Linked DNA regions of Mus musculus: all the other regions are linked to region 2. A link is a contact called in ENCODE POLR2A ChIA-PET data. All regions are on one chromosome and are shown on one strand. The core of a region is the stretch at or near the end of the contact, and the rest is flanking DNA. Distances in the headings are between cores, read along the strand shown. Region 1 holds the start of Fzr1 (fizzy and cell division cycle 20 related 1). Region 2 holds the start of Cactin (cactin, spliceosome C complex subunit). Region 3 holds the start of Apba3 (amyloid beta (A4) precursor protein-binding, family A, member 3).

Region 1 (4,487 bases), core at 692-3,191, 57 kb before region 2:
GCCTTTTTCATGGCTGTGTTATGTCCCACTTCGGCCATGGGGCTTGTCCCTTCTCCAGAGGGTGGGCACTAGATTGTGACTAAAGGGGCATCCATGTTGCTGTAGGAGGTTCTGAGTGGGTGGCTCCACTTGCAGAGGCCTGGTCTTGAGTCTTGGCTGTTCCATTTCTGAACAGCTGCCAGCCCCTCTCTTGCTCTGGCTATGGCTATCACAATCTGCCAGGTAAGGAGAACGGCCCAACTCCCCCCAAAGCCTTGTAGTATAATTTGTTTTGGCATTACGTTGGATCTGAGTAGACCCCACAGGAAGAGTGCTCAACCACCAACGGGAATCTGAGACTGAGATAGCAGCATGTGTTGAACACCAGAAGTCCTTTGCACAACCCCTTCCCACTATGTCCACTGAGCTCACTCAGCCCGAGGCTCATCCTTTGCCCTATGTGCATTTAATTTTTTAAATAGTTCTACTTGTGCCTGTAATTGATGGTGCATGCTTTTGATCCCAGCTCTTGGGAGGTAAAGGCAGACAGATCTCTGAGTTTGATGCCAGCCTGGTCTGCACAGCAAGTTCCAGGACAGCCAGGGCTACACTAAGAGACCCTAACTCGAAAAACCAAACAGAAGGCCAAACAACACAACAAAACCCAACCCTATTTGGGTTTTTTTTTTTTTTTGGTGTTTTGTTTTGTTTTTTAAGATTTATTTACGTGTTTTATGTAAGTACACTGTCGCTATCTTCAGACACACCAGAAGAGGACATCGGATCCCATTACAGATGGTTGTGAGCCACCATGTGGGAATTGAACTCAGGACCTCTTGGAAGAACAGTCTGTGTTCTTAATTTGTTTAGTGTCATTTACCCAGGGGCTGGCACAGGTGTGCCCATGGGATGGTCAGAGTTACACCTTGCAGGAGTTGGTTCTCGCCCTCTACCAAGTGATCCTGGGTATAAGGTGGGCTCCAGCTGGCTTAGCTGCAATCACCCTACCTTTTGAGCCATTGTGATGGGCCCAACATGTATGGTTTTGAACCTGGACCCTCTTGAGGTTTATTTCCAGCTGTCATCACTTGGGGCTTCTGGGAGTGAGTACTCAGGGACACGATAAATATTTTGGGGGGGCAGGTGTCTAACAGTCGTTCTAACAATGCAGAAGTTGAGGCTGGAGAATTGCTTCCAGCTCGAGGCTAGCCTGGCTAGAGAGAAAAAGGTAGCTCGAAAATTGAAAACAATAAACGCACAGTGAGTAACCAGCAGCGTCCGCGCGCCGAGCGCCATCCGTGGGGTAGTCACTTAACTGTTGAGTGAATCATAGCTTCAGGGGGAAGCGCCCCACTTCTTCCACAAACAGGAGCCACGCCTTCCTCCGCGCCTAGTTACTCCTGTTCTAGTCGTCCCCCCCCCCCATTCAGCCGTGGTCTTCCCCGACTGCTCATCCCAACACGGTTGCCCCGGGCAACAAGTGCCGTCTCGCTTCCTGTATTGATTTAAATCCTGAAGGACGTCCCATACTCCCGAGCTGCTCCGCGCTGGGGCGCGCAGGCGCAGCTGTTTGGGGTGGACGCGAGCACGGCACAGAGTGGGAGTGTCTAGGGGGCGTGCCCGCAAGGGACAGGGAAAGAGGCGGTGTGGGGGCGTGGCCTAGGAGAGGCGTTGGTAACTCGAGGGGCGTGGCTTCAGCACAGGCCACAGGGGGTTGGCGGAGAGATCCGTGCGTGTGGGCCGTGAGCGTGGCTGAGGGCGTGGCTTGCCCACGGAAAACCTTGGCGGCGTTGGGGGGGAGGACCTAGGGGGCGTGGCCTAGGCGCGGTGATGCGCTGGGCGGCGGGGCCGGTCGCGGGCGCGCGCGCGGCCTGCGGGACAGATTGGGGGAGGGAGTCGGGTTGCCACTGAGTTCCGCCATATTAGCTACCGCGGAGGCCGGGGGATTCCCGTGAGCAGCGGCGGCGGGGCCTGTCGCAACGGCGGGGCCTCGAACAGGCGCGGCGTGTTCCTGGGACCGGCGGGAACCGGCGGGTGCCGGCTGGCGACCGGAGCGAGGCAGGTGAGGACACGGGTGACTCGGGGACCCGCCCCCCCAGCCGACCCCTTCCTTCTCTGGGGCTCCAGTGCGGCCTGATCCTGAACCCCACATCCCAGCGACCTCCAGTACCGGCCCCGACCCCGCCAGCTCTCTGAGTCTGTCAGAGTCCTCCATCCCCAGAGCTCTGCTCTGATAGTTGCTCCCCTCGAATCCAGGGCACCACCCGTCTTGTTCCCCCGAACCCCAGAATGCAAACCAGCTTCCCAGATGAGGCCCTGAGTCACCCCAACCCTGAGTCCCCTCACCCGGCAACCTCGCCTTGACCTCGCTCTGTCCATCACAGCAATCATCGCCCAGAGCCTTGTTCAGAGCACGGCTAATGTCCAAATCCAGGCATTCCACATGTTGCAGCTCAGAACCCTAGGTCAGGCTCCTTGCGCCCCCAAATTCAGGTCACCCTTTACTACTTCCACCAAAACCACCCAATTCAGGTGAGGTCCTGAGTCAGATCTCAGACGGTCTGTCCCCAATGACCTCGCCCTGTCACCAACACTCTGTATTCTTTTGAGCTATGTTCCCTTAAATTTAGAGCATTCTGTCTCATGCTGATCACTCAAGACTCAACTGCAAACCATTCATCTGCACCCTGTTGACTTCCAAATGTAAATCCCCCTGCCTCAGATGCTCCCTACATCCAAACTGGGATCTGAGTCAACCTCCAGAGTCCAGGAGTCTCAAATCTGGCATTCCCCAGGTGGGAAGGATTGTGAACTAAATTTGCCGTAAACACCCAGTGGTTCAGCCAACAACCAGGTGTCTCATCTCAGGGGAGACATGGCCAGAAACCACAGACATTCTGTGTCCCCAAATCCACCACGTACCCTCTCAGATCTGAACCTCCACTCTGTGTCTTCAAATGCAAGTCCAGGTCCTTCCATCCTCTATCCCTGATCCAAAGCCATTGTCCCCTACAAAGCCCTTAAATCACCCCACCAACTTCACTTGTCTCCAGCTGTAAGCCTGACACCAACCTCTGTATAGGCATTACCTTCCTACCCCGCTCCCCTAAATTCTCTGCTAATTGAGAGCACCTGGTGGGATGCACTCCTTGTTGAGAACACCTGGTGGGAAGCACGCCCCCTACCCGTCCTGTCTGAGAGATGACCTCATTCCTCTGGCTGCTGAGTCCCAGTCCTAGCTCCTTCCTGCTGTTTGAATGAGGGTGATTCCCCAGTGAAGATTCACCCAGAACAGACACCACCTCTGGCTCTCGGGATCAGGGCTTAGAAAGAAAGGGAGTTGGTGGCTCTAGCTCTCATGGGGCTGGGATGGCATGTGTTGTAAAGATTAATGGAGTTCTCAAGTGTGGATTTGGTACTTGAGGAGTTTAGCCCATGTTTTGTGGTTCAAGGGTCTCTTTGCTTCCTTCGGATAGAGGGTCAGGAGCTAAGTGTGCACTGGAGGAGTCTTGGTGTGGTTTATTTCCTGGTTCTGGGCATGAAACCTAAGGCCTTTGCACATGCTTAGAAGAGAGAGGTCACCAATGAGCCAGGCTCCAGCCCCTTACTGGGAAATTCTAGGCAGGGGCTCCACCCTGACCACACCCCCAGCCCCTCACTGGGAGATTCTAGACAGGGGCTCCACCCCTGACCACGCCCATAGCCTTCTTTACCTTTAACATTATTTTTAAAAGATGTATGTGGGTGCTGGGCAGTAATAGTTCATGTAGAGGCAAAAGCAGGCCAATCTCTCTGTTCAAGGCCAGCCTGGTCAACAGAGTAGTTCCAGGAGAGCCAGGGCTACACAGAGAAACTGTCTTGAAAAAAACAAAAGAAAAAAGTGTATGTGTGGCTTTTTTGATATTTTTATGTGTATGGGTATTTTTCCTGTGTTTATATCTAGGTATTACATTTGTGCCTGTTGCTGGTAGAGACTGGAAAAGGGTGTCAGATCCCCTGAAACTGAAGTTACAGTTGTGAGCTGCTGTGTAGGTGCTGGGAATTGAACTGCGGTCCTCTGGAAGAGCTAAACCATGTCTCCCGCCCAACTGTGTTTATTCTACTATTTTTTTAAAAGGATTTATTTATTTTATGTACATGAGTACACTGTAGCTGTCTTCAGACACACCAGAAAGGGGCATCCGATCCCATTACAGATGGTTGTAAGCCACCATGTTGTTGCTAGGAATTGAACTCAGGACCTCTGGAAGAGCAGTTAGTGCTCTTAACCACTGAACCATCTCTCCAGCCTAGCTGTGTGTATTTTTATGTATATGTGTGTGTATCTGCTTGTCTGTATGTTTGCCAAAGACAGGCATTGCCCACAGAAGGCCAAAGGGGTGCTGTGTCCCACACCTGGAATTATGGGTGGTTCCGAATCACTTAATATGGGTGCTGGAGGCCAAACTTGGGCTCGTTGCCTGTGGTCTTTACACGGCTGAGCCCCCTCTCCAGCCACATTTATTTAT
Region 2 (4,397 bases), core at 1,128-3,627:
CAATAGGGTTGAGCTGGGGTCCTCAATACATCTGACCAGGTCTGTGCTCAGGTTCCTTCAGTGAGGCGGAGATACTCTGGACAATGGATCCCATATCCCCATCACTGTCTTAACGGGACTCCCCGGGGATTTGTCTCATGAGTTCACACGCCACGCCTGGCAGAGATTGGCATGAGATTGTAGTTTCCAATAGAAGGCCAGGGAGGAGCGCACCGAAGCTTGGCCTGCCGCAAGTGGAAGCTGTCCTCTTGCTCCTCCCACGTCTTAAAGTGTTCTGCCTCCTTCTCCCGCTGCAGCAACTCCAGCTCCTGCTCCCTCATGGCTTTCTCCCGTTCCCGCTCTAGCCGCAGCTGTTTGACCTGGACAGCAACACAGGGAGCCACCATGGTGAGAGGCGTGTGTCCAGGCACATCCAGCCTCCAGAAGAGGATGTGAGCTCCCATGCAAGTGTGCGTGCGTGCGAGGCCGGCCTACCTTTTGCAGCTCCAGACGGTTGTCTTCCTGGATCCTCTTGTTGCGCTCCTTCAGCTCCTTCTCCTCCAGGTGGCTGATGCCCTTCTTCTCCAAGGCCTTGTTCCAGATGAAGGTGCCGAGCAGGTTGTTGTCTCCAAAGGGGTTGTCGGTGTTGGTGTAGCCCATGTACTCCTCACCCCAGCCCATCTTCTCCCGCTTCTTGCGTTCCTTAGCTTCCTTCTTGGCCAGTCGCCGCGCACGCTTCTCCTCAGGCGTCTCGAAGGCCTTGAGCAGCTCTTCTTGCTGCTTCCGCTCCTCACGAAGCCGCAGCCGTTCCTGCAGGCTCTGCTGCTGGCTCAGGGCCAGGGTAGCTGTCCCGGGACTCCGGGAGCGTCTTGGGGAGTCCAAGCTAGACGCTGATGACCCCGGGGACCACGAGCGCCTGTGACCCTTACGGGCCCAGGAGCCCTGAGCCCGCTCCTCACCCGAGTCAGAGCATGAGGACTGGTTCTGTGAGTGCCATCGGGGTGGTCGAAGGCTCTGGCTTCGCCTCCTAGACTTCTGCCGCTGCTCTCCTTCCGAATCTGACCTGTGGGAAGGACACATCAAGACCTGTTCAATGCTGGCTGCTGCTGGGCACCATCCTAGGTGCTGAGGTACTTGCCTAGAATTCTAGCCTCACCGGCCTGTAAATCACATTGCTCCCCACATGAGCTAGGCTGTCCTTCATAGTAGAGCTACACAAGTCCCAGGGCCATAACAGACAATACAGCAAGAGAAATGAAGGTTAAAAGTGAGGGAGTAGTTCTTTTTTATGTAGTTTTTATTTTCTTTTAATTTTTGATTTTTTTCGAGACAGGGCTGGCTTCTCTGTGTAGCCCTGGCTGTCCTGGAACTCAGAGACCCTCCTGTCTCTGCTTTCTGAGTGCTTGTTTTATTTTAAATATGACATCTACAATGCTATCAGGTGGGAACTCCCTCTACAGCCAGGCTGGTTCTTATCTGTCTCCTAAGTGTTGGGGTTACTGGTGTGTACAGTGCCGTCAAGTCCTGCTGAGATGACAGGTAGAAGGGATGAGAAATGACAGACGAGAGGCCCAATAGATGGACTCTCTGACAGCCCAGGAACCACGAAAGAGGAATACCACCAGGTAGTATTTTGAGGACATGAGTTCGAATCCCCAGTACCCACAGTAAAAGATAGATGTGGCTGTTCGGGCTTGTATCTCCAGTGCTGTATGAACGGTGTCCTGATTAGGCTTTGGTCAACTTGTTAGAAGTACTGCCAGTTGAGAAGAAGGGCTGTCAACTGAGCAGAATTAACTATGAGGAAATGCAAAAAACCTTAACTGTGAGGCAATGGCTTGTAATCCCGAGCATTCCAGAGGCTGACGCAGGAGGCCAGCCCGGGACAAGACAATGTCTATGAATGCAGAGGTGGCGAGTGGAGTCATTCGGTCCCCTATGCTCATGGCCCGCGGTCCCCGGAAGTCTCCTTTGCCCCGGCGCAGCCCGGCATCTCGGATACTGCCCCGCCTGTCCCTCGGCTCCCAGGCCCGAGCAGCCCCCAGGACGCTCACCTGCGCCCTCGGCTGCGCCGCTTGCGTTCGCGCCGCCGCTCGTGTTCCCGTCGCCTTCGGCTGCTCCGCCCATGGCTCCGGCTCCGGCTCCGGCTCCGACTCCGACTCCGACTCCGACTCCGACTCCGGCTGCGGCTCCGGCCCCGGCTTCGACTCCGCTGCTTCCGACCCCTGCGACCCACAGACCGTGAGCGCGAGCGAGAGTCCCGACCCATTTGGCGGCCCGCGCCGCGCATGCGCGCGCGTAAACAACCAGGAAGCTTGGCGCCGGGGGCTTTCCTTTGGCGCGGCGCTCTAAGGACTGTCCAAAGTGCGCCTGATCACAGGGAATGACTTACTCCCTCTAACCGGGACTCCAGGGACAACATAACCCGAGATTTCTCCGGAGTTCTCAAGCTGGGAACACATAGTAGATTCCTAACGGGACGCCGTTAGAACTAGCGGATTGACGCTCCATTCATGCAGTGAAGGAGACTGACCTAGGTGGGCCCTCCCTCGCGCCCTAGGTGACCGGCGAGTAGCGTGCTTAGGGAGGCGGAGCTACGAGGCGGTTGTTCCAGGGCGGAAGAGGCGCCTAGTGGGCGGAGCCTGCACTTGCATGGGCAGTGCCCTAGGGGCGGAGCCTAGTAGAGGAGCTTATGGGGAAAGAATAGGGCTGGGTTAGGCGGGGCTTACGGAGATCGACAACTGTAGATCGGGAGACCCGGCCGGGGACCTGCGCTGGGCGTGGCCTGAGAAGGAACGCAAGAATGGCGGTTACGGGAGCCGGGGTGGGCGGGGTCTGGTAAACTAGATTGACAGGCGTAGACCAATGGGCGGAGGAGTGCATATCAGGATTTGAGAGGGTGGAAGAGGGGCTGATTGAGGCAAGATTGACATCTGTAACTACGAACTGTGAATGGGTACGGGCAGGATATGTAGTCGAGAGTGGCCGACTGAGGAGTGGGAGGAAGTAGAGCGGCGGTGGGCGGGACCTTGGGGGCGAGATGGACACATTGGATCTGAGGGCGGGGCCAATGAACCCAGAAACTGCGCTTAGGGGTCTTGCTGGGCTTGGAAAAGGACGTCAAAGGGGCGTGGCTAGAGTGGGCGGAACTTAAACCTGCAGGGCCCGGTGTACTTCTAAAAATTGAAACCCGGAGACCCAAGCGCTCGCGGGAGTCCTCGGTTTCTAGGGTAGCCTTGTAGCAACCGGTTCCGAGCTAATAAAACAACAGGACATGAACAGACAGTCTCTGGCTGACTCCAGGACGAGTCTGAGTACTACTACGCCCGCCAGCTTGCGTACTGCGCTCAACTTGTGGCTAATCTATGGATAGGGAAGTTTAGGCTTGGAGAAAGGAAGTCATCTGCGAATTGGGATTCATCATGTGGGATCCAGGGAGGGTTTAGAGCGGGGGAGACAAAACACGTGGTGCCCACCCTTCGCCTGCTCTCCCATCGCACGCACGCATAAGTCACCGGAGAGGAGCTGTTTCTTATTAGAGATTTATTACAGATCTCAAAAAGAGGGGCTGTGACAGGTGGGGCGGGGACCTGGACTGCATACATTTGCCGGCTGCGCTGGAGGGACAGGCCCCTCTGGTTGGTGCCAAGAGGACACTGTGCTTGGATTGTCAAACACCAGACCACATAGGCTGAGGACGAGGGATCCCAAGTCCTGATGAGTAAGACACACGAGGTTTGTAGTTTACAGAATGGATTCAACAATAAAAACAGGATTGGGGGGAGGATGTGCGATGCGATTTTTAACCACCGGAGAGTGGAGCTAGGGGTGAGAGACAAGGGGCTGCAGACAGTACCGTGCCAAGGGACCCCACGGGGAGGGCATATTGCACTGAGGTTGATGTGGGGCTGGACAGGGGACTTGCTGGGATGGCTTGAGGAGAACAGAAGTGGGCCGGAGAGGGCACCTCTTCAGCCTTGGAGGAGCCCCCAGGCCTTACAGTACAGTTCACACACCGTCCACGGTGGGGCAATAGTGGCCGTTGGAGAGAACAGGATGGGGACACGATGGGGAGTCACAAAGATATTTACAGATTCTCTTTTGAGAGGGTCTCATGTAGCCCAGGCTGGCCTCCAACTGGTTACAGCCAAGGATGACCTTGCATGCCTGCTTTCTGCCTCTACTTCCCAAGTCAGGGACGGCAGCTGTGTGCCACCCCATCTGGTTTCTGCGGTGCTGGGATGGAACTCAGGGCTTACGCAGCTGGGTGAGCTCTGCCCACTGAGTGGTAGGGCCAGCCCTGGGAGTTTTATCTTTTGGTCTCATTTCGCTCTGTAGCCCAGGCTAGCCTGGAATTTGCCACAACCCTCTTGCTTTAACTTTCCAAGTGCTGGGATGACAGGTGTGATATTATACCT
Region 3 (4,132 bases), core at 1,131-3,630, 53 kb after region 2:
CACAAGGTGGGCAGAGAACTAACTCCCACAAGTGATCCTCTGCCATATTCGATAAATGCAAAAAAAAAAGACAGAAGATCAAGGCCGGGCGTGGTGGCACACGCCTTTAATCCCAGCACTTGGGAGGCAGAGGCAGGCGGATCTCTGAGTTCAAGGCCAGCCTGGTCTACAGAGTGAGTTCCAGGACAGCCAGGGCTACACAGAGAAACCAAAAATAACCAAAAGAAAAAGAAATAAGATAAAAATCCATGATGATCTAGAATTCTCTTCAGTCAGCCTGGAGCGTCTCAAAGTCTGGGTCCTCGATAGCCCTGAAACAATCCCACCCATGAATATTTATTTATTTATTTATTGTTTTTTTTCGAGACAGGGTTTCTCTGTATAGCCCTGGCTGTCCTGGAACTCTCTCTGTAGACCAGGCTGGCCTCAAACTAAGAAATCCTCCTGCCTCTGCCTCCCAGGTGCTGGGATTAAAGGCGTGTACCACCACTGCTTGGCTTTTTTTAAAAAGATATATACATATATATGCATATATATATGTATTATATATATAATAATAAGTAAGTACACTGTAGCTGTCTTCAGACACACCAGAAGAGGGATTCAGATCTCATTACTGGTGGTTGTGAGCCACCATGTGGTTGCTGGGATTTGAACTCAGGACCTTTGGAAGAGCAGTCAGTGCTCTTACCCACTGAGCCATCTCGCCAGCCCTGTAAATGCCATCTTTAGCTCTCAAAACTCCCCAGAGCAGCCTGGAGCTATCCTCTGTCAACCAGTGTGCTAAACCAGCATGGCTTCTAGAACATTCTACAGCTTATGTCACCTCTTTGGCCGTCTAAGATCTGCTCTCATTCAGTCCTCTCTAGACCTTGATCATCACTGGCAAACTTTGTGTCATTACTTGAGAGCCCATTTTTGGGCTGTTCTAGGACATTCTGATTTCTGTGTAAAAATGGACACTCACCCTCGGTGACGGCAGGGCACGAGGCCAGGGTCTCCCGGCTCTGGAAGATAAGAGGTGCAGGGCTGAGTCCCCAGTCATGGCTGAGGGTCAGAAGTCAGAGGTCAGAGAGGCGAGCACTATTACCTGGGTACCCACAGGTGGTTCCTGCTGTGTCACCAGGGGTGCTGTCTCCAGCCAGGGCTCCGGGGAACTGCTGGAGCTCCTGCTGTCTGCTGGCTCTGCTGATGCCCCTTCCATCCATCCCGGGTCCCCATCAGGGTCCTCTGGCGGCTGCAGAAGGCGGGGTGCAGTCTGTGCAGGATCTTGGGGGACAGATTGGGCAGGCGAAGAGGCCTCATCCCTCAGCAGACCCAGAAGGTCGTCCCCGCCTGCCTCGGCCGACAAGAGCCCACCAGCATCTGGGTTCTCCTGGGTGGCAAGTCCTTGGCCGGTAGCAATGTGCAGGGGACAGGGGGCTCCATCTGGGAATGGGCCACCCAGGTCGCTGGGTAGAGCTTCTAGCTGCTGAACCAGCTCCTGCACACTGGATGTGTCCAGCTCCATCTCACTCAGGGTGACAGGGCCTCCAGGCCCTAAGGCCGACTGGGTGTTAGAGGGGTGGTTCTCAGAGGGCACCTCGGGGCCTTTGGGCTCCTCCAAGTCCATGGTTGGGGGCCCTGGGGGATGCTGGGGTCCTGGCAGGAACTCCATGTCTGAGACCCAGGTTCAGGCCGGCATTGTCACCAAGCTGGAAGATGAGGGCTCTGAGTGTGGATCTCGTAGGCAAGCCATGGTCCTACAGGTGACAGATTCCATCCCCATGGGGCCTGCCCAGGAGGAAAGGACCCCATTTTACACAGAAGCCAGCAAAGAACTCAGGTGCCTGCCCCAGATCTCAGGCTCCAGACCTCAGAACTCAAGCAACAGACACTAGAACTGAGGCTGCGGCTATGGAACTCAGGCATTGCCCCTGGGAACTCAAGCACTGCCCCCGGGAACTCAGGCTTCTGTCTCTAGAACTCAGGCTCTGGTCTCAAAAACCCAGGCTCCGGACCCTAGAACTCAGGCTCCAGCCCCAAAACTCAGGCTTTAGGTCGTGGAACTCAGGCTGTTGCCCCAGAATTCAGGCACTGGTCCTGAGAACTCAGCCTCTAGCCCCTAGAACTCAGGCTCTGACCCTTGAAACTCAGGCTCCGTCCCCAGAACTCAGATTTCAGTCTCAGAACTCAGACACTGCCCTTGGGTCACCCACGGGAGCCTGTCCAGTCCCGCACGGCCCGCAGTACCTGTGTCTCCGGCCCGGGCAGGATTGTCCGGACGGTCCGCCCGTCCTTCCAGAAGAGTCAGCAGCTCTCTGGGATCCCAGCTTTGGAACCGGATCATCGGTCACTGCACCATCCAGGACTATTGCGCATACACACTCTCAAACGGCCTGCTGGGAAATGTAGTCCTCGAGTCCGCTCTCTCTCCTTCCGGGGACTCGCCAGTGTTGCAGTATAGATAGTAGAGCTCAGGTTCGAATCCCGAGACTACAAGAACGGAGGCGAGGCTCAAACTGGCTTTTCTTTTCTAAAATCGGGTTCTGCATCACTTCAGAGTGTAACGGCTGAGGTAGGACATGGGCAGAAACCAGGGATGGTAAAGAGAGCCATGACTTGAAAATTTGGAGTGCAAAGGAAAAGTGGGAATGGAAGTTATTGAGGACGGACTTCCACTTTGTATCCCAGTAAGGATCTATAACGGTACAATCTAGACTTGAGTTGACACTGGAATTTGCATCACGGTCCTACATATAGATTAGGGACAATGATAATTCCTAAACTTAACTGTGTGATCTAAAAAGAGTTCACCTGGTTAGGTTTGTTAGCAATGAGTCTAGAAGATTCTAGTACTAGTCTATTTATTCTTGAGAGTCTCATGTAGCCTAGGCTGGCTTCAAACTCCTGATCCTCCTGCCTCAGCTTCCTGTGTGCATCCAGCCTCCATTTCTGCTACGAAGCCCCAATCACCAAACCCCACTTTTTTCTATTAGTGAATAGAACACATACGTATCACTATGTAGAGTAGGCTGGCCAGGAACTCACAGGCATCTACCTACCTCTGCCTCCCAAGTGTGGGGATTAAGCTGGGGTTCATCACTCCCATCATTCTCAGCTACCCATATGTTTAAGCCAAGATCTCATATAGCCAAGGCTGACCTCAAACTTGCTGTGTAGGACAGATCGACCCAAACTCCTGATTCTCTTGCCTCCACCTCCACATCACAACTGACTGTCCTAACTTTTAAGCTTTCAAAAATTCCACAAGGGATATAAGCATGATTTTGCTGTGACATTTAAAGTAAATAAAGATCTAAATACTTGTTGTTGTTGTCGTCATCATCGTCTGAGGCAGGGTTTCTTTGTGTAGCCTTGGTTGTCCTGGAACTCAAGCAGTAGCCAAGGTTAACCTTGAATTCAGAGATCCTCCTACCTGTATCTCCAGAGTACTGGGATTAAAGGTGTGCCATCACCATTTGAACTGGGGGCAAGAATTTAATGAAATATTCTTTGAACGGTCGATAGCTACAGAAGTTAAAATTAGTCGTTAGTCGGGCAAATTTTTTTTTAAAGACTACATTTCCCAGAAGGCCGCGGCGCCTCCAACACCTCCAAAGCCGATCTGGAGGGCTGACGTAACACGGAAGTCTGCACGTGCGAGCGGCCGGCCAGCGTCATGGCGGCCGCCCATCTCCTCCGGGCTTCCCGGGTGTGGGCCCGCTGGCATCCCCGGGCGCTCCCGGTCCTCAGAAGACCTGGAGGATTCTCTATCCGGGAATATGCTAAAAAGCCAGGTGAGTTGGCTCCGAAGGAACCAAAGTGGGTACGGCCGGAGCGCTGCTGGGGAGGTGGGGTTCTGAGGATTGACTGCGCAGGCGCAGCGTTACGGAGGCCAAACGGTGCGTGCTAGCGTAGTGAGGCCTGCGGGTGCGCCGCTAGCCTCTACGCTCAGTGCGCAGGCGCGGCCCTTGTGGGACAGGGCGGGACCAGGCTGGGTGTCACGCTTCAACTTTGAGTAAATCACCAAACATAACCAACATCAACTAAGTTATTGTCATTATTTTAATTTAAAAAGTAATGTGGGTGGGCAGGTTGGTTCATTGTGCAAGGTGCTTGCCTGGAAAGCCTTGAGTTTGATCCCCAGGAC

What was found. ChIA-PET counts read pairs that join two places held with the same protein, here RNA polymerase II (POLR2A).
Region 1: POLR2A ChIA-PET joins it to region 2 with 26 read pairs in Patski. The contact joins the promoter of Fzr1 here to the promoter of Cactin in region 2. POLR2A ChIA-PET finds 5 or more read pairs at or near these places in 5 of 5 experiments (Patski and embryonic stem cell).
Region 3: POLR2A ChIA-PET joins it to region 2 with 18 read pairs in Patski. The contact joins the promoter of Apba3 here to the promoter of Cactin in region 2. POLR2A ChIA-PET finds 5 or more read pairs at or near these places in 3 of 5 experiments (Patski and embryonic stem cell).

What each region holds. Positions count from the first base shown.
Region 1 is chr10:81,375,824-81,380,310 of GRCm38, reverse strand. Fzr1 (fizzy and cell division cycle 20 related 1) reads left to right here and starts at 1,941. Exons shown (of 14, transcript NM_019757.1): 1 at 1,941-2,041.
Region 2 is chr10:81,319,083-81,323,479 of GRCm38, reverse strand. Cactin (cactin, spliceosome C complex subunit) reads right to left here and starts at 2,377. Exons shown (of 9, transcript NM_027381.2): 1 at 2,034-2,377; 2 at 475-1,042; 3 at 214-359. The coding sequence starts at 2,269. It overlaps Pip5k1c (phosphatidylinositol-4-phosphate 5-kinase, type 1 gamma), which reads right to left. Exons shown (of 18, transcript NM_008844.3): 18 at 3,506-4,397.
Region 3 is chr10:81,266,420-81,270,551 of GRCm38, reverse strand. It overlaps Apba3 (amyloid beta (A4) precursor protein-binding, family A, member 3), which reads right to left and starts at 2,380. Exons shown (of 11, transcript NM_018758.2): 1 at 2,233-2,380; 2 at 1,091-1,773; 3 at 968-1,007. The coding sequence starts at 1,657. Mrpl54 (mitochondrial ribosomal protein L54) reads left to right here and starts at 3,626. Exons shown (of 3, transcript NM_025317.2): 1 at 3,626-3,779. The coding sequence starts at 3,662.